3 separate regions of the Mus musculus genome follow, and all the other regions are linked to region 1. A link is a loop called in an ENCODE intact Hi-C map of the cell type or tissue named here. Cell type or tissue: heart. All regions are shown on one strand.

Region 1 (8,000 bases):
TCACAGGTGCTGGTAATGAGCTCTACTCGTTGAGTTTGTGTCAGCACCTCAATGAATATTAAAATCCAGGAGGTGGTAGCCAGCTTCATCACGAAATATCAGACCCTGAACCGTAAAAGCCACGCTGAAAGTGCCCATCTTCGAGGTACTGACAGCAAACCGGATGTGCCTCTGGGCGGCAGTAAAGGCTACACCTGCACTTTAACGTGTCCTGGGCGTTGGGCTAGTCTGTGCATGAGCCTCAAATTCGCAGCCAGAAGAACAAGAAAGATAACTTGTAACTAAATGAGCATGGATGGTGGTCACTCTGACCATTCTAACCATTCTCTCTTTCCCGTCTGTTTCAAAGCCAGGCTGGAGTGCTCTGCTTTTCCTCCAAAATGAGCAACAATGTTCACTTCCCACTTCCCCTTGGCTTCTGTGTAACAATTTCTTTCCGCAATGAAAGCTATCAGTTAGGTACTGGACTCCTGACACAACCTGATATCATGGTGGAGCAGTCTTTAACTTCTTCCTTAGACCCTGAAAGCTGTGTGCTGATCGCTCACCAGAGAGGCAGAGCGCCACAACACTTTTTCCTTCAACCTTTGCGTGCTGGCTGAAGCAGGTGTGAGTCATGACCTCTCTTGTAGTCAGCTCTCTAAATTCAAGAATTACATATTTCAACAGACTTGAGAGGTAGCGTTCCTGAAAAGGACTTGTGGCTATCTGTCTTTCTACATGGAGGTAATAGGACCTTCTGAAACTTGGGGGCTTTTGGATAACTTTTGTATTGTCATCCAAAGCACTGGTGTTTATGTGTGTAAAGAGCGAACAACGAAGTGCACGCTCCGTCCTTTACTACAGGCAAGGCACTCAGATATATTCTAAACCCACTTCCCCCATTGATATAACCCACTGCCCTAGTTAGTTATAACTGTCAGCTTAAACCTGAAGTCATCTGAAAAGGGAACCGCAATTGAGGGATTGCTCAGACCTGATTGGCTCATGGGCATGTCCGGGGATTGTCTTGATTGGTCATTGATGCAAGAGGGCCCACCCACACTAATTGATGCAGGAAGGCCCCGCCTATTGTGGGCGGCACTATCTCTCGTCAGGAGGACCTGGCTGAGCATGGGCCTCTGAAGTAAGCCTATGAGCTTCCTCCCTGGCTCCTGCCGCCCTTCTTTGGATGTGAAATGCGTTCCTTGGTCGGAGGTGACACTGTGTGGAATTGCAAGCTTGCCTTGGTTTCCCAAAGACCGATTGTCACCTATACGATGAAATGAACCATTTCCTTCCTTAAGTTTCTCTTTTGGCTAGAGTGTTTGACAGCAGCAGAAATCAAGGTGAGACACACACCAAATGGGCTACACCGATGGAAGATCAATGCTCTGGTCTAAATTTGCTGAGCCGAGCTATGGAACCCCAGGACACCGTTTTTATTCGACAATAATGGCTCATTTTCATGCTGGCCAACGAAGGGGATCTATAGGCCGCAGCAAGGATCCAGTGTGTATATATCTGGGAAGCTGTGAGCACTATGTCTTACCTAGGTTGTCTGCAGGCTCGGTTAAGTCAGAGACAGGTTCCCATCCATGTGTTTATGAAGGAATTCCTTCTCTTGTCCTTGACATTGAGTAGACAAAAGGATCCACTCATGGCAAGGCACATTCCCAGCATGCTTGGAACACAAAGAACCCTGGGTAGGGGAATTCTAAGGATCTCCTAAACCCAGGCTGTATCATATCATCCTTTATCTCCAATGCAGGAAGTCAGTTTCTATTGAGACACAGTGCTACGAGGAAGTTTCTCACTGCCTGACAGGTTAAGTTTTGGACATGTGCCATAACACCATTAGGCCTTGAATAAAATTGGGGATAAAGAGGGTTCCACTTGGAACATTGCCTGAAGATGTAGTTGTTAGTGCAGAAAGAGGCCCGGATAAGGATATTCTAACAACAATAAGGGCAACTTGCAAATGAAGTTCTTAAAGACATCATTTTAATTAATTTATCTGGAGACCGGGTCTCACAACGAAGTCCTGGTTAGGAGTCTGGGACTCATGATGTAAACCAGGCTGATCTCAAACTCACAGAGATCCCCCTGCCTCTGCATTAGGAATGTTGAACTGAAATGTGTGCAGCATCAAGGTTAGTCTTTAAATGGGTTATTTTAAAGTCCATACATTTGGTTTTTACTTATTTTTCAAGTGAGAGGAAACACTGATCTCCGCCTGGCCCAGTCACAGCTCTGACTTCTGAAGGAGGTCCTAGGAGGAAGAGGTCCGAAACTCCGCATTGCCAAAACAAGTTGGTGATGAATTTTCCAGCTCCATTCTAATTTCAGATTGTAAAGTGTGTTCCCAGAAGGGAAACCGCGGAAGTAATCACAATACGATTCAATTAAAGATGATTTTAAAAGGAGAAGAGGGGAGTCCGCTGGAATCTGCCGGAGAAACCGCAGGGACTTGGGGCTGAGCTTGCATGGTGTCTCCAAAACTCTTGGGGAGTGTTTCAGTCATTACTCATTAGGTTGATTGGATGTCTTCATTGTAACCTTTGAAGCTCAAGAATGAAGAGAGCAGGCAGTTGTGCTACGTAGGCCTATCACCCAGCGAGCTGGTGTGAGGAGGACGCAGGAGGGTTTTAAGGTCAGGGTCAGTTGGGCTGCATAACGAGACCGTAGCTCAAAACATCAGGAAAACCCCCTGCCTCCAAAATATGGAAATAAAAGTGAAGGCAAATCCTATTTAAAAACTCAGAACTATTTCCCAGCTTTTACCAAGAAAAATGACAAGATATTAAAGGTCTCTATGATTATCGGCTCTCCTCAAGAATTGCAAGGTAATAAGACAGAACTTGATGTAGTGATAAGAAACCCCTCCTCATCTTCCACTCTTAATAACCAAATATTATTAAATCAATAATTTTGGCAATGATCTGAACAGGTTATTAAACATCATGAATTATTAAGCTGAAGGTTGATCAGAGCCACGAAAATAATTCGAGTTAACGGGAATCTCTGGATTTCTAATAAAATATCCAGTCATTGACGAAAACATCTCTGTTAGGATTCGTCTGGAACAAGAAAGGCAGATCCCACAGATGTCGTTAAGGAAGAGAACACATTCCTTTCTGGATTACAGGAAATTAAAAACCCAGATCACTAGGATCAAAATAGCAGGAGATTAAACAGCCCAAGTGGAAAGGTGCCGACGCCTATGGAGAGGTAGCTCCCCCCGCCCGCCCAATCCAGGTGGTTCCCCCACCCCAGTGAATGTTCCACTGATTGTCAGAGACCTGAAAAAGACTTGGGAAATGGCCATGGATTCCTCAATGCTGGGTGTGCCTCTGGCGAGGGGAAATGGGCATAAAGCAATTAGTCCATGGCCCATAGCCAGCTGCACTCTGTTCCAGTCGCTTTGCCTTAAGCAAGGAGTGTGTGCAAAAGTATTTTGTCCAGACATTATCCAACAACAGGCAGTGGAATGTGATTTAATTTAGAAGGGACCAGGGGGCAGGAGAGAAGAGGCCTGGGGTGGGCCCCCGAGCAGGCAGAAAGGTCTGGTGGACTTTGACCTTTCTGTGAGATCACATTTACCATCCCAGAGAATACTGACACAAACAAGCCATCCTGGCTGTCAGAGGAACTGAAGACAAACAGATGCCCCTCACTCTCTGGTTGCATACCTTCTCCAGTTCAGGCTTCCTGCTCAGATGAGATCTTGCCAAAAAGCATTATCCCGTGCTAGAATTTCCTAATTCTAACTCGACTCTGTCATTGACGAGTTTAGTGACATGCATTTCGCCCCCCCTTTAACCATTTAATGCAACATGAGCTCTGAATGTTACCAGGGAGAGAAAACTGAGACCGGCAGGGGATTTAGACTTTGGCAAAATGACAGGTGGCTTGGGACCGTCTGGCAATGCATCAGCAAATGGGAAGGCCAAGGCCTTTAGGTCTTTCGACACGAAAGCCAAGAGATTGCAAATAGGTTAGCAGGGCAGGGACAGGGGTCAGATCTCCATGCCTGCATGCCAGGTTGAATCATCTACTTTCTGTGGGGTCTCAGCAAGGACACACATCTCCATAAGTCTCAAAGTTAGCCATCTTGTGGACTTAACAGCTTTCCCCAAAGCCAGCCACACAGTGGTCTAAGGCCAGCACCAGGCACTGAGTGCACACTTAGCCACTAGGCAATCGGTGGAGTCTTGGAGGCAGATTCCTTCCATTATTATACTCATCTATAGACAAGTAGGGACAGGAATAGAAAACAAAACAAGACAAAAAACCTGCAATAAGTGAAGAATATCAGGAAGAAATTCAACCATCAAATTCTGATGATTATGTTTTCGATGTGAGAGACTGTGGGATGTTTCTTGAAGGAGGTGATCAAGCCTAACTTGGAACCTGGGAGTGTATCTAATACAAGAGAGCTGCAGAGGACTCCCACAGCCATGGGGGGGGGGAGAAACAGCTGGGTTTAGTGATTTCGGGGCTCAAGTGGGAGTTGAGATCTTCACAGAAACCCCATGAGAAAATCTCACTTTAGTGGGAGGCAACTCCCTAGCCCCTACCTTGCCCCACCTCACAGGACCTGACTGCATCTTCAGGTGCTCCTGTGTCCCTGTTGATATTTTGTCAACAGAGAAGGTGAGCCCCCTTCCATTTTTCTTTCACTGAAACTAGATTTATTTGTAAGATCACAAGGTGGCATTTGGAAGTGGTCCCAACACACAGGCAAAGCCTTCCTGGCAATCAGATCGTGCTGAAACCGAAAGGTAAGAAAATATATTAAGAGAGAGAACTGTAACCATTCAAGGACACAGCAAACCACAACCTTGGCCCCAGAACTGCATTCTTCCGCCCACTAACAACCCCTGTTCTTGAGCTATAGGATAAACCCCATAAATCAAGGGGCGCTTGGGATAGATAAGGGAGAAGAAGCCAACAATAAATCCCCTTAAACTTGCTGTCACTCTCTTGCCTAGGAACTCCACTTCCTTTTAAAAATCAAAACATGATAATCGAATGTTCTAGAGATGCGGAAGGAACAAAGCAGGAAGTCCCGCCCTCTGACTTCCTACCTAATTTTTTTTTTTTTTTTTTTTAGGGTGGCTAACTGGCTGGAGACAGTTCATCTCTGTTGAGCAGTGTCACAAGCTGGATTCCGGTGGGGCAGAGAAACGGTCCGTCCTACACATTAGTCATTTACACTTTTATTAACTTCAAAACAGTGCCCGAGACTGCTCGTTTCATGGTTGAATTACAAATTGCTGACACGGTAGAAAAAGTAGGCACAAACTAAAGCAGTCGGATAACGAATGAAGAACGGAAGGAAAAAAAAAAAGAACGGAAGAGAATGGCTCTGAATCCTGTAGACTGGTTACACATGATAACATTTTGATTGCTCCTTATGTTGTATAAGCAAATTTTATATAGGCGTCTGTTATATCATAGTTTTACATGTAAAAACATTGTATATATGTTATAGATGACAGATAGATAAATGATAGTGTTAAATGATTTGCGAACTCATCTAACTTAGCTAGGACACAGGCCAACTGTTTCCACTCTCCAGGTTAGCGCGTCAAACGTGTGCTAGTTACATGTAGCTAGTTAGATGTGCGTGACCCCAAGTTATTATTTTTTTTTAATAGAGGAAGTGTTTGTTTTTGTTTATGTGTACTAAAGGATATAGTCAGGAATCCGAGGGGAGAGGAAGGTGGACTGAGGCAGTGGACAAACTCCAAGGAAAACATGCTTTCTAAGGCCTACAGGGCTGTACTCCCAGAGACTATGGCCACACACACTAGGCCTGCACAGGTTCAGATGAGACGCAACCCCATCTTTGAGAAGAGAGAATAGATGCAAAGGCCCATCCCAGGCAATGAAGCTGTTTGCAATTGGTACCTGCTAGATGAGTGGATATCAGTGGAGTGACATGGGTGTGTCAACCACACCTCACACTAAGCCTTCTGCTCAGGAGGACTTGGCCAAGACCAAAGGGACTCCTTGAAGAAATTACCTTTGTATGTACGTACGTATGTATGTATGTATCTGTGTGAGGGAAAGTTAAGTGAATGTATGAGAGATCTGGGAGGAGATGAGGGAGGTAAAATATGACCAAACTATATTGAATGAAAGAATTTTTAAGGAGGAGATGCAATCCTCCATCATAAGGAAGGCATGGAGCAGTGGTGTGCACCTCCATCATGAGGAAGGCATGGAGTAGTGGTGTGTGCCTTTGCTGATCACCCTGAGTCCACAGCCAGGAAGCAGAGAGCAGACAGGCAGTGGACTTGGGCTATAAAACCTCTACTGGCTGGTTTTGTGTGTCAATTTGACACAGACTGGAGTTATCACAGAGAAAGGAGCTTCAGTTGAGGAAATGCCTCCATGAGATCCAACTGTAAGGCATTTTCTCAATTAGTGATCAAGGGGGAGAGGCCCCTTGTGGGTGGGACCATCCCTGGGCTGGTAGTCTTGGGTTCTATAAGAGAGCAGGCTGAGCAAGCCAGGGGAAGCAAGCCAGTAAAGAACATCTCTCCATGGCCTCTGCATCAGCTCCTGTATCCTGGCCTGCTTGAGTTCCCGTTCCTTGGTGATGAACAGCAGCGTGGAAGTGTAAGCTGAATAAACCCTTTCCTCTTCAACTTGCTACTTGGTCATGATGTTCTGTGCAGGAATAGAAACCCTGACTAAGACAAAACCTAAGGCCTGTTCCCCCGGAAACCTCTCTCCTCCGATAGAACTCTGCCTTCTAAAGCTTCTGCAACCCTCCCGAGTCACAGTGACCTCAGGTGGTGGACAAGTGTGCAAACACATGAGCCTGTGGAGGACATTTCACATTAAAAGTTCAACACTGACATCGGCTCCCAGGGGCTCCCAGTGGCTCCATCTTCTAAGATCTTAGTCCCAGCGCTTCACTGGCCCTGAAGGCTAATGTGGGAAGCTGACTTTATCAGGCTTTAAGTCTGATGTAGCGTTCTGCTGACCCTCCTCTCCTCTCCTCTCCCCAGAACCTCAGTGTCAGGCAATCCTGTGAAAATGAAGGATCTTCCTATGGCCAGCACTTCCGAGTTCCTGCCCAGCTGTGCACATGTGTCTGAAAGGCCACAGGATTCATGGTCTGGTCTATGTTTTTCATTAAAGGTAACAAGCGTTTTCATTACAACACGAGAGCAGAGCTCTGGAGCAATGGCTTTCCATCTGGTAGCCAGACAGGAGGACCCGTTTTAAGCAACTAACTGGACGTACTTCATGGATCCCTTGGGCAAGACTGGAGCTGGAAATAGAAGGAGCCTGATCTGAAAGCCTGCAGGCAGCATTTCTGGACTGAGAGATAAAGGCCAGAGGAGATGGGCGGGCCCTCTGCACCTCTGTGCACCACAACATCAGAGCTGTTAATGTCACCATCGACTGGGCCAGGACTTGGGGCTTCAGACTTCCTCCTAAGGAGGTTTGGAAGTAGCCCCTTCTTTTTACTGTGGGTAAATCACAGAGTCTGCCTTGGAAAACAGGATAAAGCAATATGATTATTATTCCATCTAAATGGGCTGACTGGCCCTGAGTGTTTAAATCAGTGGGTTTCAGGGAGTTGATTTTTTTCCCTACTCTAGGAAACATTTGACAATGTGTAGGGACACTTTTAAAATATCTTCTCTCTCCCTCGCTTCATCTCTCTCTGTCTCTATCTCTGTCTCTCTGTCTCTGTCTCTCTGTCTCGCTCTCTCTCTGTATATCTCTGCCTCTCTCTCTCTGTTTCTCTCTCTCTGTTTCTCTCTCTCTGTTTCTCTCTCTCTGTTTCTCTCTCTCTCTCTCCCTCTCTCTCTCTCCCTCTCTCTCTCTCTCTCTCTCTCTCTGTGTGTGTGTGTGTGTACCAGAGTCACGCATAGCATGGGTGTAGAAGTCAGAGGACAACCTCAGGTGTCAGTCCTCCCATGTCACTAGTTTTGAGACAAGGTTCACCGTTGCCTATGTCCACCTATCTGTCTCGTGAACACCCAGGAATTCTG
Region 2 (8,000 bases), 99 kb before region 1:
GTCACTCTCTTATTTTGCCTAACTTCGCGCATCTGTAAGGCATTAGCAGTTGCAAGAGATTGATACGATGGTTTGAGTAATCTGGATGAACTATAACGAGAATCCAGTAAAGTATTATAATTTTAAATGTGTCCAGAAAATAATTGAAATTCTGGCTTAGCTTCATCATAATGCAAACTGCTGGATATATTTAACAGCCGACTGGCTTAGCATGAATATTGCTTTAGAAATGGGGTCATATTGTTTTTACAGAATGATGTTGCTCTCTAACACGTTTAGGAGGGACACAAAAAAACAAGTGATTGCGAGGATACCCTTAACCTTCCCATCTCTTCCTATGCGTGGTCACTGCAGCCATCTAGGTGGCTGGTGCGCTTTGTTACACTCAGAGGAGGCAACCAGAGTTGTCCTCCTTGTGACACAGACACAAAAGCTCTGATCTCTGTCTCTTCATTATTCTATAGTCTGGTCAGAGACAAAGCATTGCCCACGAATCCAAAAGATGACAGGAACAGGCTCCACAAATACTCTTCCTATGTAGGTGGTCCCTCTACATACACATACCTATAAAGTGTGTGTGTGTGTGTGTGCGCGCGTGTGAGTGCTGTGCTATGTGTGTGTATGCTCTACATGTTTGTGTGTGTACACACCTGTCTGTGAATGCACATCTGGAAGCCACTGATTAAAGTTTGATATCTTTCTCTAGTACATTGATTGATTGATTGATTGACTGATTTACTTATTTATTGAATTTTAGAGACTGGGTGTCTCACTGAACCCAGGGTGCCCCACTGGCTGTGCTGGTTGGTCAGTGAGCTTCTGGGGCCCTCCTAGCCTGGCACGCCTTGCTTTTTAAAGCAGTTACTAAGAACCACACTCAGGCCCCACCCTTGCTCAATAGACACATTTACTGATGAGACTGGGCCATCTCTTCAGTCCTAAGGCATCTTGTATTTTTGAGCCCCTGTTTCACTACATAGCCCTGGCTCTTCTGGGACTGACTATGTAGATCAGGTTAGCCTCAAATCCACAAAGCTCCTCCTGCCTCTGCCTCTGCTTCCTGAGTGCTGGGATTAAAGGCAAAGACCGCCAACCCTGGGTCAAGCTATTTTTTTTTTTAAAGTACAGTTGTCAACATTGGAAAGAATGGAGGTTGCCCTCGAAACTCCAGACTCATAGATGCTTATTAATCTGAGGATTCTATAGTCTCAGACTCTACATTCTTGCTAGATGACAGGCCCAGGGCTGGGTGCATGTTCACACCCTGGCATAACCCAGCCTGCTCCTCTCCCCCTCTCTTCACACCCCATCCCCCATTCCCCTCCGCACCTCCTCTCCTACCCAGTTCCCTCTGTCCATTCACCTCTGGTGACTAGCTTCCCTTTCTGAGTGCGATTCACGTATCCTCCCTTGGGGCCTCCTTATGACTGTTTCTTTGGATCTGTGGATTGTAGCATGGCTGTCCTGCATGTTATGGCTATGATGTAAAAGGAATTTTAAATTTTTTTAAAAAGAAAGGAAAGAAAATGAAGGCCTTTACAGTCTCAGCGGCAGGTCAAGGCTGAGCTTCCTCATGCTGCTCTTTTTTTTTTAGAGAGAATTGGTTTTCTTTTTAAGTCACGTGGGTGTCACCCCCACTGTCCCCGACTATCCTCTGAACATTACCCAGTGTTGTCTTTTTTATAATCAGAAGTCACTGAGCTGCAACCTCAGTGGGTGACAGGACTTGCTGCTCTGGCAGAGGAGCCAGGGTTGGCTCCCAGCAGCAAACCTCACAGATGGCTGTAACTCCAGTTCCAGAGGATCCAGCCCCCTCTTCTGGCCTCTGAGGGGTCATGGTGGACATACACATATGCAAGTATAAGACTCACATACATAAAATCACAACAAAAATGAACAAATAATGGATAAATAAGAACAAAAGTCATAAGCAGATCAATAAGCAGATCAGAGGTGTCCATCTAATAAACTTGGGTCAAGTTCAAGTCCACCCCCCCCGACCCCCCCCCCCCAGCTTGGCTTGGAGGACTTGAACACACACACATGCCTGTGCATGCACACACACACACAACTTAGAGGGGGAGAATACAGACATGTATGGAGGAGACACTAGCTTTTGGCAGGCTGGACTCAGCAATTTAAATAGGTTTGTATTTACTTGGAAATGTTGGGCCAGTGGGGAGATGGAACATTGGCCTTCTGTTGATGCAGAGGAAGCTTCCCTCATGACAGACGGCTTCCCTGGGAAACTGCTGCTCGCTGTGGGGCCTGGGCAGGGCAAGCTGTGGCTCTCCTTCCCAAATCTCGCCTTGAGTTTGACAATGTGTTAGAGTGAAGTTCACACCAGCAATCCCATATCAGAGACAAATGTACACCAGACTGTCTTGGGACAGTGTCCAAACTGGGGCAGGAGAGGACTCGGGTGCCCAGCGGGAGGGAACTAGGAAGGTCTTCCTCTCCTGTTTACTGTAGGTGGCCTTCACTTGTTTGATTGACACTTCTTAACCGGTCTTCTCAGTTTTGACAAGACACAGCTCGTTTTCTTTTTCTCTTCCCTTTCTTTTATATGTTGGCCTTTGGAGACAAGGTCTTGTTCCATAGCTCAGGCAGGCTTAGGATTTATGATTCTCCCGCCTTAGCCTCCAGGGTTACACACTTGTGCCACAGCGCTCAGGTCATTTTCTTGAAGGAGAGATTGATGCATGGTATACATGATTGGCAATCTGTGGGCTCGAGGATGCATCAGAAAAAGTGGATGCAAAAGAGGAGGTGCTGAAGAAGATGTCTGGGGACCTGCCCTGTGGGAAAGATGGAGCCACACCCTGAGTCCAGCAAACCCTGCCTTGTATAAACTGAGCTAATGTGGCTGAGTTTGGGATTTTTACAATAGGAAACGAGAATTTGGGTATTTTGGCATAAGCTCATGACTGTCAGCTGTTAACCATGCTTATTTTATTATGAATACTGTCATATTGTTACTCACCTAGATTTTTAGAAAAGTGTGTATATGTGTGCTTATTCATGCAGCCATGTTTAGCTGTGTATAGGTTCGTGTGTGTGTGTGTGTGTGTGTGTGTGTGTGTGTGTGTGTGTGTGTGTGTATGTGTGCGTGTGTTTGTGTGGGTGATGGCCAGAGGTCTCCTGAGCACAGGGATTATTGAGTCGTCATAGGCTGCAGTGCCCAGCATTTAAGTGGGTGCTGGGGACTAATCTCTGGTCTCCATGTTTACATGGCCGTGAGCCATTTCCCCAGCATACACGCAGGCTATGGGGATTGGAACTCACGTCCTAATACTTGCAAGGCAAGCGCTTTATGAGCTTTAAGAGCTGGCTATGTCTCCAGCTAGGACATAACGCTTTATGGGCGCCAAACCAAGTCTCCGGACCACACTCAACCACCGCTTTACCAACTGCCCTAAAGTTTGATCTTAATACATCTCTGCATTCCCTGTTTCTCAATTTTAGTTATAATTGAGAGGGCTGAATGAGCACACATACATATACCCACCCATACCCACTATACCACCTATACCCAACACACACAGATACACACATACACACACACACACATGCACAGATACACGTACTCAGACACATACACACACACACAGACACAGATACAGACATACACACACAGAAGACACATACATAGACACACACACACACACACACACATGCACAGATACACATACTCAGATACATACACACACACACACAGACACAGATACAGATATACACACACAGAAGACACATACATAGACACACACACACACAGCTACACATAGTTAGACACATACACACACACATAGAAACACACACAGATACACATACTCAGACACACACATACACACACACATACCCACCCATCCACCTATACACACACACACACACACACACACACACACACACACACACACACTGGCTTGAGAGCTACACAAAGCACGAGCCCTATGCACATCTCAGAGGCCCTGAACCTATAGACACAGTATCTAGAAAGCACAGTATATACAGAACAAAAGGCCGCTCTGCATCATGAGAGGACCTGAAGGGAGCCATCCTCACAGGGCCGCGTGCACATGAGCCTTTTCCCTCTTTATTTTCCCATAAAGGGAAGGAACGGTATCTCCCTGATCCTGAGGGAAGATGGTGGTCTGCTGGAGACAACCAGCATTCAAGCCTGCCTCCTTTTCAGTGTGAATTTATACTGTAACTTCCTTCAGCCTCAGACTTTAAAGTTTATTACTGCAATGGCAGCAACTGCTACTACCACTGTTGGCCTGCAGGGGTAAGGAGGAAGACAGTACTAATCCCACAAGATTCTGTGAGCCTTACCTGAGGGACATGAATCAGAGCTTCCTGTACAAGTGAGCAGGGGGCCTGTGGCCCGAGAAGTGTGCTGTGGCATGGCAGAGCTGAAAGCCACCGCTTCCCATCCAAGCAGTGTTGGGGGCCAACCACTGTCCCCACTCCTGATACAACCCTGGCTCTGCACACTTGGTCTTGTTTTCCTGCCATTAAACTTTCAGGCCCCAGGACCTGGGAACTCTAAAGCCAGATGGGGGCGTCCATTTGGGTATTATTATGGGCAATGCTGCTCCCTTCCTATTCTCTAACCCTCAGTGGCCGTATGTAGCCTCAGTAACCTAGTCTTTAAAATGGGAACAATGTCTCCCCTGGCTAGAGTCAGAGAATGGTTTGGGTGAGAGATAGGTTTGGCTCCCAGCGTGCCAGCCAGCAGTGCATCCAGCCAGCAGAGGGTGCTCACGCGAAAGGCTGCAGGTGGCTGACTGCCACTCAGTGTAGGCAGGTGGTCCAGGCAGGTGTCCCTCCCCCATTCTGCCTCTCCTGAAGGAGGAAACAGTCGCACAAGGTGGACACGAGGACACTCATCTACCATTACACCTGCACATTGCCAGCTATGGGATTTTCTGGAATACTTTCTAATACCGCAGCCTGACCATCAGAGGCTAAAAATACCAAACAGGTCTGCTCTGGACCAGCAAGAAATGGCTTCTTTGGAACTGGAGCCTGACTGACTGCTGCTGTGATCTCTGCCACAGCCCTGCAGAGAGTCTCGTGGACAAAGCCAGCTTCCCGAATGGGAACCCAGTTGTGCTTTCTGACCACTCAGTCCCAGGAAGATGCAGACAAATTGGAGCAAGCTCAAAGCAGAGCCACCCAAATGATGGTGTGGAGACAAGATTGATGGGTAGACAATGATTGAAGCAGTCTCGAGCATCTGAGCTGTCTTCTTCAGGTGACAAAGCCGAGAGTGACATATCGTGGGGCTCCTCGCCCCTGTGAGAGACTGAACACCCGACAGAAGAGGAGAGAGAGGAAGAGAAAAGGGAGGAGGAGGGTAAGGGAGATGAAGGAGAAGAGGAGGGGGAAGAGAGATGAGGAGGAAGAAGAGGGGGAGACGGGAGATCGGTGCAGCGTTATTTGAGATGAGTAGGCTGGGTCACACCTATGCTTGCAAGGCATGGATCATTCTGATTTCTCTCTGGCCTGGATTGAATTTTCTAGCCTATCACACACACCCGAAGTCCTTGTTATTCAAAGATATCACATGCTAAAGGCTTCACTGCTGGCCTCTAGTGCTTTTGGGAGCTGGTGGTATCTTAGAAGTAGGGCTTACTAGAAGAAAGTTAAGTCACACGGGTATGCCAATGATGGGAATATTGGTACCGTGTCCTCTTCCTGTCTCTGGCTTTGCTTCCTGGCCATCACGACGTGAGCAGCTTTACCACAACATATGCTCCCGATGTGACTTACCACTTCCCTGTGGGCCCAAAGGCAACAGGGCCAAGGGGCAGCGGGCTCAAACCTCTGAAACCATCAGTCACCAAGGCAAATGTTTCTTCCTTTTATCTGATTATCCCAGGTGCTCTGCCGTAGCAGCAGAATGCCAACTGCCACCGCCACTTGCTGTGTCTGACTTTATATCATCATGCTTCACTGTGTCTTCTTGAAGAAAGCACAGGCTAAGACCCCAGATTAGCCATACACAGGGCTTCCCTAGCCTGTACTAGGTTCTATCCAGTATGATGCTCTACCTTTAAGAAGCAGTCAGAAATATCTGTTGAATTAAATCATCCTGTCATGCAAGGTAAACGAAAGCTATTCTGAAGCCAGGCTGGACATGCTGCCAGAGGTCAACCCGCCTTGTGAAGTCAGGGTAACACGGTGGTATCTTTTGCCTTTTTATTTTTCAGGTGCCCTTTCGGTCTGACATGAGACTTGCCATCACAACCACTGAGGTTGGATTGTCAGTGTTCACTTGCATGAAATTCCAGGAAAAAGTCCAATTATTTTGTTGATTAAATTCTTAATGGTATCCCAAACACAAGCTGTTCCTATAGGAAACGCATCTTCATTGAATTATCCGTGTGTGGGATGTGTGTGTGTGTAGAGTATGTACATGGAACAGGGTGGGGCAGTGAGCGGGGTGCAGGCTTCGCTGGTGCTACAGAGCTCAATTTTCCTTATTGACTGATTAATTAAAGTTTAAACACTTTTCCTGCCGTGGGTTTAACGGCTGTGCAGTCAGCCTGGCTCAGCCTTGCCGGGTGCTGAATGCCCGTGTTGCTTAGCTGTGCTGAAGCGCCCAGGTGCGGCCACAGAAGGCATTCGGGGACCAGCTTCTCTTCAGGACTAATTCAGGCTCCAAATTGTCATGTTTCTTCAGAGAGGGAGCCAAAAGGTACAAATTTGCATGCATTTAAGAGAACGATAACAAAATTTCCCACCAGTGTTCTCCAAAGTCTTAAAGCCCAAGATGGGCAGGCTTGGAGCCATTTGAAAATTCATTTAAAAGTTTTCATTTGTAAGGCATGGTGAAACTTTCTAACAGAATGGAAGTCAAGTTTTAGCTTCCTCGGTATTAATGAGACTGAGCAGGAGGCATCTCTGTCTCTCTTTCCCCAGTGCCTGCTGCTCTTGCTCTCATTCATGGCACCCGGGTTTGGATTTTCTTATGGAGTGGGGCTCGCTCCACAGGACTCGGGGGACTAAGCCTTCTCTGTCCACATGACAAGCAGAACATTGAAGTCCAGGAGCAGCTATTCTAACCTCTCTAGCCATGGTAAATGCCCAGAAATGGGCTCTTGATCTGATGTTGATAAGGCTATAGAGTCTTTGGTGGGAAATATCATTCCTTCCCTTCCTGATGCTCTGAACCTAGGCTGTGGCTCATTACACGTCTCATGGCTGTGACAGAAATATGTCACAGAAACCTAGGACAGAGAGTCGATTTTGGCTTGTGGTTCCAGGGATGGTTTAGACCATCATGGTGGGGAAGACCTGTGGAGGGTTAGCCCTGCCCACAGTGGAAGGGCTTGCTTAGGGCAGGACAACACATGCCTCGTAGGAGTCAGAGATAGGATACTATGCTGTCTGTTTTGACTCTTGTCACTGCAACTAAGCACAAGAAACAACTTAAGAGAGGGTCGTGGTTAGTGTCGCGTGTTAACTTGATACTGCTGGGAAGAAGAAACCTCGACTGAGAAACTGCCTCCACCAGATTGGTCTGTGGCCACATTTGTGAGGTATTCTATTATTTACTAATTGATATGGGAGGGCAAAGCCCACTCTGGGCATTGCTGTCCCTATGCAGGTGGGCTGTATAAAAAGGTAGCAAAGCAAGCCATGGGAATCTAGTCAGTAAGATGAGCTCCTTCGTGGCCTCTGTATAAGTTTCTGCCTCCAGGTTCCTATCTGAGCTCCTGCCCTGACTTCCCCTGGTTATGGACTCTAACTTGTAAGATGAAATAAGCCCCCTCCTCCCCAGGTTGGTTCTGGTGGTGATGTTTGCCATAGTGACAGAGAGAATCAAAGTAGGACTTTGAGGAAGAGTTTGTTTTGATCATGGTTTGTTTAGAGTGGCACAGTCCACCATGGTGGAAGAGTCGTGTAGCAACAGTGTGAGGTTGGCTGGTGACATTGTGTCTGCTGTCTGAGGCAGAGAGGGGTTTCACAGCCTCCCCCAATGACATCACCAA
Region 3 (8,000 bases), 120 kb after region 1:
AATGTTTCCCCTTAGCTGTTTACTTCAAGAGAATGGCCTTCCGCATATCTGCCCCTCCAACCTGACATACATAGGAGGCAGTGGGAGGAATCTAAAATAATAATAATAGTAGTAATAATAAAACAGATTAAAATTCCCCATCACTTAGTATATCATCCTGTGGCTGAGTTTAGAAGACCTGCTTTATTAGAAAGTTTTGGCCACCAAGGCCTTGAAACATCACCCTTAGGCCGAATGGAGGAAAGAAACCCAACAGCCTGGAAGAGTTCTTGGGAGAAAGAGGTTCCAGGAGAGAGAGCTTCAGCGCTGGTTCCCAGCCAGGCTTTTTCTATCTTCTATTATTCATTAATCAAACTAGGAATCAAGCTTTCAACATCGGTCCACAGGAGTAATCACTTACAGTTGTGCGTTGTATTTAATTTTAAGCAGTGATAAAAGTTAGCAGAGCTACAGGCTGAGAGGCACCCCCCCCACACACACACACACCCCTTCCCTGCATGGTAGCTGACTGGGGAATCTCAGCTAACTTTGCCTCACTCATCCTGAAACAGCCGGGCACTGGTGACCTCGGATGGGAAGAAGAAACACCACGGAAAAACAACCCATCTTACTAGTATGTGAACAGATAAATACATGGAGCAGGGTAACTCGCTGTGTATGAGATCAATTATCCCATCTCAGCTCGAAAAGGATTTCTGTGCCTTCTAGGGAACAAGATGAGAATCATGGCAACAGTCTTGCAAAGACACTACGAATCCAATCGGCCGGAAAACTGAAAGTATACTCACAAGTTTCACACACACACACACACACACACACACACACACACACACACACACACACACACACACACAGAGAGAGAGAGAGAGAGAGAGAGAGAGAGAGAGAGAGAGAGAGAGAGAGAGAGAGCGCGCACACACACACACACAGAGACAGAGAGAGAGAGACTACAACAATAAAAAAAAGTAGCCAGCACCAATAGATACCAGCTTAGCGAAAGGATCTAATTTAAATAATGTGATACAGCGTCATTTTCTGCACACCTGGATCTCCATTGATCAGTGGATAATTATAATTAAAGTAGAGCAATTCTGAGCAAGGCACTTTTTGTAATGAGCTTGTGAAAGGAGACATGTCCAGTCATTCTGCTAATTTAAATTGCTGCCTAGTTCTTGATGGCCTCTACCGGAACTACAAGGAAGGGAAGGAGAAAAAAAAAAGAAAAAGAAAAAGAAAACAGTTTTCAGGGCAGTATCATTTCTGCTGGACTGCAGCCCAAGGCTCTCTTTCGGGACAACAAACAACAGGGATGCCATCTCTGATAATCCAGCCACACGTGAACTTGTGTTGCTAGCATTGATTGCAGCAGGCAGACTCGTAGGAAGTCTTGAAGGCCGCCACACACCCTCAAATGGTCAGATAGTCAAGCCGAGTGCGAGAGTTAAAAAGATACAATAAAATAAGAGAGCTATTGTTTCCAAAAGAAGTAACCAGAGTTGAGAAAAGAAATCCCCCTGCATAGACAAGTTGCAAATGTGTGTGTTGCTAAGAATATTTTCGTTATTTTGCTCTGAGAGAAACAATTGAAAATTCATGAATGGAAGCTTTATAATAAAGCAACTCAGAGCGACCTACACATGGCCGAGGAAGCGATTCTGCACTCGGGAGGGAAGGAAACTGGATTTTCTGAAGCACACGTATTGCTCTTTGGGATGGCATCAGGCGGCGGTGAAGCGTTATGAACGTGGTAGCTTGCATGTTCAGACACTGGCACCCGCTTTCCCCAGATTCCTAACTCACTTCTTCTTGGTGACTTTGCAAAGTTTACCCAAGTGTCCTGGTGACTTTTCCCATGTTTGACTCAAGTTGGAACAGAGTAAAATATAGCTGTGGTCTCCAGATCAGTCTTACCCATTGCCACTCAAAGTCAGAGGAGAAAGAGAGAGGGAACAGGGGAGCCAAGGAAACTTAAACTTTGCTAAAGCCCCATCAACTAAAGGATACAAAGAAATAAAAACGCCCACGTTAAAAGCCAACAAGATAATGATTGTGCATTTCTCTCTCTGAATGTAGAGGGCAAAGCTTGCGTCACTGCCACTCGGAGTTACCATGGTGAGTGATTTATTGATATATATCAGAATGAATAGATCAAAGGCAGTGAGATGACAGGTGATCAATCAAATGTCAAATCAAAACTAGCAATCGAGTGGAAAGCTGATTTTTCAGTGGGTGGGTCTGGCAGGAGAAAAATGAACTTTCCTGTTCCGATTCCGAGAAACAAAACCCCAGCATACTATTAAAAAAGCAATTAGGCAACCCAAAAGGGAAAAGGAAAAACAACAACAGCAACGACAATAAAAACAACAGCAATAACCCTGAAGATCTGTTGTGGGACCTATTGAGCCGATCTGATCCTTAGGGGAAGGGTCCCTGCAAGAAAGAATTCCACAGGACAGCTCCTAGGGTGGTAGTCAATTCCACAAAGTTTCCAAAGCTCTATCTGGCAGAGAAAAATCCAAGGCTGTTTAAATTTCTACGGGGTTCTCTCCCCCATCCCCACCTGGCTTTAAGCAAGAAAGGGAATGAGATTTCTATAAACGGTGAAACCTTTTAGAAAACACGTCCAAAACCCCACTCATTTCCGGGGGTGCCTTTTGCACCTTGGCGACCAATGCTACACCCTCATGGCTCACAGCTCCAAAGCCAGCCTGCAGCCCCAGGCTTGGCCATGCCACACACTTGCAAGCCCTGAGCCCCAGCGACTGGAGACACTGTCCCTGGAGGCCAGAAGCCATCAGCACTGACCTCTCAGAGGGATGAGAGGGGGCTATCTCCCTCCCCCTGCACCCCAAATCCATAATCCGACTTTGGTTCCAGAGGCAAGAAGCCAGACTGGGAGAAAAAGTTAGGGGTGGGGTAGAGGGTGGAGGGAGGAAAAGTTTAAACCAGGAAGGTTTGGTGGGACGCTTCCCTGCCACCACCACCCAGAGGGAGCCTGGAGAGGGAAAGATTGGGGAAATCATTCTGGGGTGATGAAGAGGGCACCCGCACGCTAACCCTCTTGAAAGCGCCAGGGGGTGGCGTCCCCGCCAGCCCCAGGCCAGGAGGGCGGGCGGGCGAGCCGCTGTGCGCCGGGCTCAGGGGCCGGGCACCCGGAGCGGAGCCATCTCTTACCTGCCGCCCGCTTGGGTGCCTGCTGTTTCCTCCTTGGCATCGCTCTACTTAGCTCCAGTCTCACTTCTGGCGCCCCAGCCCCGAGCCGCGCGCGGGGGCCGCAGTCTCGCTCGTCTTTCTGTGGCTCCTAGGACGTCACTCGGCCTCTGTCCCCCTGAAGATCCCCCTGCCAGCGCTCCAGCGCGGGGCCGGAGACCCCCTCTCTGGGTGGCAGATATGTGGCTCGCGCCTGCTGCTTGCAAGTGGAGGTTGGTTCTGCCTTGTTTGTTTGTTTGGTTTTTTTTCCCCCTCTCTTTTTGTTTTGCTTTTGGATTTTTTTCTTTTTTTGGTTTTGCTTTTTGCTGTTTTTTTGGTGACTGGTGAGACACTTGATTTCTTTATTAAACATCCAAGACGGGGTTCAGATGGCAGGGATGAGGGGCGCACACGCGCCACGCGCACACTCGCGCTTAAAGATAAGGGGGGAAACAATCCCGGGAAGACAGTGGATTTCTTCTTTTTCTTCTTCCTTCTCTTTCCCTCCTCCTCTTCTTCCTCCTCTTCCTCCACCTCCTCTTCCTTTACCACCTCCTCCTTCTCCTCCTTCTCCTTCTCCTCCTTCTCCTCCTCCTCCTCCTCCTCTTCCTCCTCCTCTTCCTCTTCTTCCTCCTCCTCCTCTTCCCTGATCTTGATGGCGGATTCGCGCTGGGGAGAGATCACTCACTGTAGGTTTGTTGTTGCTGTCAGATCCCCGTCTGTGAGTGATATGCGAGAGGACAGGAGCGGGTTTGGGAAAGACAGAAAATCTGGAATTCACTCACACACACACACACACACACACACACACACACACACACACACACACACACACCACACATACGCACACGCACGCTCGCTCTCACACACAAGCACTCTCGCTTACACACACACACACACACACACACACACTTACACTCACACTCCCCACATATGCTCTCTCTTACACACACACACACACACACACACACACACACACACACACACACACACACTCACACACACACAAGACAGGGCGAGGCGATGCCAGCAAACATCGATCCCGGCTGAACAAACTGAACATTAACAAACTCCTCCTCTTCTCCCTGCGACCTGATGACAGGGAGAAATTTACTCCCCAGCCGCAGAGCGCCAGGCAGAGGGAGTCTATTAAAGGGACAGTGTCCCGCCTGGGAGAGGAGCTGGAGAAAGAGGACCCAGCCGGCTTGGCTGCAGCCCTGGAGGCACCCACCTCCTCCTCACTGGGGCAGTGGAGTGTCCGCCTGTCTAGATGCCCCTCCAAGAGGAAGAAAAGGGGGAGTGGGAAGGAAGGGGGCGGGGCTCTGGCAGAGTTGGAGACAGTTAGAGTTGGAGATTAGAAGGGGACAATCTAGGTTTGCTTGGGAGACAGATTAGGGGGATGGGACTATATCCAGTCTCAACCTGTTCTCCAGCAAATAACCTCCTCTCACTATGTAAGTTCACATTGCTTTAACTTCCACCTTCTTGGAGTATTGGGATTTTTTTTTAAACTTCTGCTTCCTGGGCAGACTAATTACATAACCTTCATTGTGTTTCCTTCCAATGCTGATATTTATTGAGCACCTATGGTGCACCTGTTATACAGTCACCACAGTGACAGAGAGTGGGGAAGTCCAGATTGTGGCTGTTATCAAGGGTGAGAGGAACAACATCTGAAACAACTTGCCCCCTGGTGGTGTTCAGTCACTTCCCAGAGGTCTACCTTGCTGAAAATTTGATGTCCACCTTTCTCTATTTGCTTTCTCCGCTGGGCTCATCAAGGAAGGTGGATGCTGTGCACAGCTCGCTCTTTGGGTAATTGCCTCAGATCTCACTAGAGTATAAGTTCTTAGGGAGTTGTGCCCTCGTTTATCGTATTCTATCTCCCAATGGTGCCAAACAGAAAACATAGAGCTCCACCCCCAATAGTGCAATAAATGAAGAGGAAGCAGGGCATGCTGGGAGTACAACTTCAGAGTGGCCCGGATTGGTTAAAACTGAGTGTTGTTTTGGGGCTGAAAGAGGAGTCCATTCTGGAGAGTCTATTGTAGCTGAACCCGGTCTCCCTGGGTACCACTGCACACGGGGAGGTAGGTACCTTTCAGCACGTGTGAACAGGATGACCCTGTCCTGAAGACGCTTTCCTTCCTTCCAGTTGGGTAGAAAGTCAATGACAAGTGGGAAGGCAGCGGAAGGAGGTAGAGCTAGGAGCCTAATGAACCTGATACTGGGCATTGAACTCAGGGCACCGTACATACTGGGCAGGCAAGACATCATACATGCTGGACAGGCAAGGCACAATGCATGCTGGGTAGGCAAGGCATAATGCATGCTGGGTAGGCAAGGCATCATACATGCTGGGTAGGCAAGGCATCATACATGCTGGGCAGGCAGTCTATCACTAAACTATGTTTCTGATCCTCTTCATTTTTTTCTTAAATGTTGAGACAGAGGTCTTGCTAAGTTATTCAGGCTGACCTTGAACTCATTCTTAGATAGGTCTTCAAACTTGGGATCTTCTGGTCTCAGGCTCCTGAGTAGCTGGGCTGATAGGCCTGAGACACAGACTGTCATGAATCTGGAGTATGAAGAAGGAAGGATGTTTACCAAGTGGGGCTGCCTGGGGCAAGTCACAGATAGGTTCTAACCTTGGAGAAGGAGGAAGTTGGGTGACAAGGAGACTCTTGCGAGGGTGGCCCTTGGTGTAACAGTAGAAGCTCCTGGTTCGTAGCCCTCCAAGCCCACAGAGGCCTTTTTGAGGGTGTGCTCACCTTGGTGCTCTGAAGCAGGTTTTGCATCCTTAGATCTGTTTACAGTTTGGGCCACACACTGCTTACTGGAGATGAGTGTGGTCCAGTACAATGCAAGGTGCTTGCTTGGCAGCATCCAGGCATCTAGACACCAGGCCCCTCCCTCTGCTCTGATGACAGAACGTTTCACAGACATTGCCCAGTCTCCTCTAGAGCCCAGATTTTCCCTGCTTGGAGACGGATCACCTCGGATTTTCTAGACAGGAACCTTGCTGCATATGGGCCTTGTTCTGGAGTTGATACATTGAGCACTTGGACTCCAGTATCTCATGCAAACCACTTGCTCCTTACAGTCTGAGATCTTCTGCCCAGAGACCACCTTCTTCTTCTTCTTCTTCTTCTTCTTCTTCTTCTTCTTCTTCTTCTTCTTCTTCTTCTTCTTCTTCTTCTTCTTCTTCTTCTTCTTCTTCTTCTTCTTCTTCTTCTCCTTCTCCTCCTCCTCCTCCTCCTCCTCCTCCTCCTCCTCCTCCTCCTCCTCCTCCTCCTCCTCCTCCTTCTCTCTCTTCAGGAGTCAGACAAAGTTAATGCTGCTGACTTTAAGATCAAAGCATACTTAGATACAACTGAACAGCACTAGGGGTGATGTTGCTTCTGTGGCCACTGTGATGGACTCTCATCTGGCTCCTCGCTCCTCCCCACTATGTATCCACTGGTAATGAGGCTTGACCAGTGAAACCTCAGATGCCTCCCATATGCCCCTTACCTCTTGCCACCCTGACCCTTCCTCACGGGCAATTAATTACCAGCTATGACTAGTTCAGTGCAGTCTTTTTCAGCAGTACTTTTGGGCCACAGGAAATATAGCTCACCGGGCCCTACCCATCAGCCACAAAGTGCTGTTATTGTCACTGCTTGCAAAGTACCAGTTAGTCATCTTCAACAGCCCCACACAAGTCTCTGCCCCACACGTGTAGTACAAGTGATTACATCACCTGGCCTAAACCACCCAGACAGCTCCCACCCCTTATTACAGCCTAATTCTTTGGCAACTGAGGCAGAGCAATCCTGTATTATTATGGCTAGCAATGTTAGCAAAGAGGCATTAACCATGGTTTCTCAGAATACGTTTGGAGAAAGCTCCAAACTTGCACATACACCATAGGGCACATTACAGGACCAGGAAACACAGACTTAGGAGAAGGGGTGGGTAGTAAGGGCTCATCATGAATTTGCCATCTTCTCTGGAAACCTGTTGCCTTGGGATTCATATCATGCTCAAAGCAGCATTTGAGAAACTTCTGTGTTCTATATAAGGGGATACAAGGGATTGTCCTAAAATATAGGCGATGGTAGGATGCTGTTCTAGTTAGCTTGGCTGTTGACTTGACACGAATGTAGTGTCACCTGGGATAAGAGAACTTCAGTTGAAAACTGCCCAGATCACACTGGCTAGTGGCCTTATCTTCAGAATTCTGATTGATGTAGGAGGGCCCAGACCACCATGGGCGGCACCACTCTTAGGCACAAAAACTTAAACCGTATAAGAAAAGCTGCTGAACAAGCCAGAGGAAGCAAGCAAGTAATCAGAGTTCCTCTGTGGTCTCTGCTCCAGTTTCCATTCTAGAACTCTTCCATGGCATCTCTCAGGGACAGACGGACTATAAGCTGCGAGCTGAAATAAGTCCTTTCCTCCCCAAGTTGTTTTTGGTCATGGTACTTATCACAACAGAGAGCCAACTGGAAGGGTGCATGCATAGTGACATACCTCTAAAAACCTATTGCAGGGACACCTAGAGTACCAGATGACAACAGAAAAGGGAACTTATTGGGGCTGGGTCTTGGAGCAAGTAGGTTCAGGACTCTGGCCCACAGCCTTGCTCCCAAGCGCTTCTCACCTTCTCAGATACCTCTGCAGCTTACAGTGTTTTTATCAATCGGTGGAGATTCTCAGCAACTCTTCACTATGGGCACTTTCTGCAGTTTCCAGCCTATCTTCTGGCCTTGCTTCTGGAATGTTCTCTCACTGAGTTGTATTTTTCCCTCCGATTGCTACTAATAGAA

The links. Hi-C counts contacts between places; a loop is a spot of excess contacts. Peaks named below come from ENCODE experiments on the same cell type or tissue, not always from the same donor. Only the 100,000 strongest peaks of a DNase experiment are listed, where the experiment ranks them.
Region 2: a loop joins it to region 1, with 2.4 times the contacts of the local background. A loop is called at or near these places in 3 of 42 quality-filtered maps.
Region 3: a loop joins it to region 1, with 7 times the contacts of the local background. A loop is called at or near these places in 6 of 42 quality-filtered maps.

Annotation. Positions count from the first base shown.
Region 1 is chr2:169,746,663-169,754,662 of GRCm38, reverse strand. The region is part of intron 1 of Tshz2 (teashirt zinc finger family member 2); the gene reads right to left. Among named protein-coding and RNA genes, the nearest start is that of Gm34344, 84 kb to the right of the region's middle. In heart, no CTCF peak of the experiment used is centred here; DNase peaks (open chromatin) are centred at 2,352 and 3,282; H3K27ac peaks cover 2,364 bases.
Region 2 is chr2:169,846,049-169,854,048 of GRCm38, reverse strand. The region is part of intron 1 of Tshz2 (teashirt zinc finger family member 2); the gene reads right to left. Among named protein-coding and RNA genes, the nearest start is that of AY702102, 110 kb to the left of the region's middle. In heart, a CTCF peak has its summit at 4,754 (motif pointing right); no DNase peak of the experiment used is centred here; H3K27me3 peaks cover 404 bases.
Region 3 is chr2:169,628,954-169,636,953 of GRCm38, reverse strand. It overlaps Tshz2 (teashirt zinc finger family member 2), which reads right to left and starts at 4,445. Exons shown (of 2, transcript NM_080455.3): 1 at 3,175-4,445. The coding sequence starts at 3,214. Gm34294 (a long non-coding RNA gene) reads left to right here and starts at 6,476. Exons shown (of 2, transcript XR_003953971.1): 1 at 6,476-8,000. In heart, CTCF peaks have their summits at 3,176 and 4,890 (motif pointing left); DNase peaks (open chromatin) are centred at 2,773, 3,213, 3,913 and 4,373; H3K4me3 peaks cover 3,465 bases; H3K27ac peaks cover 3,618 bases.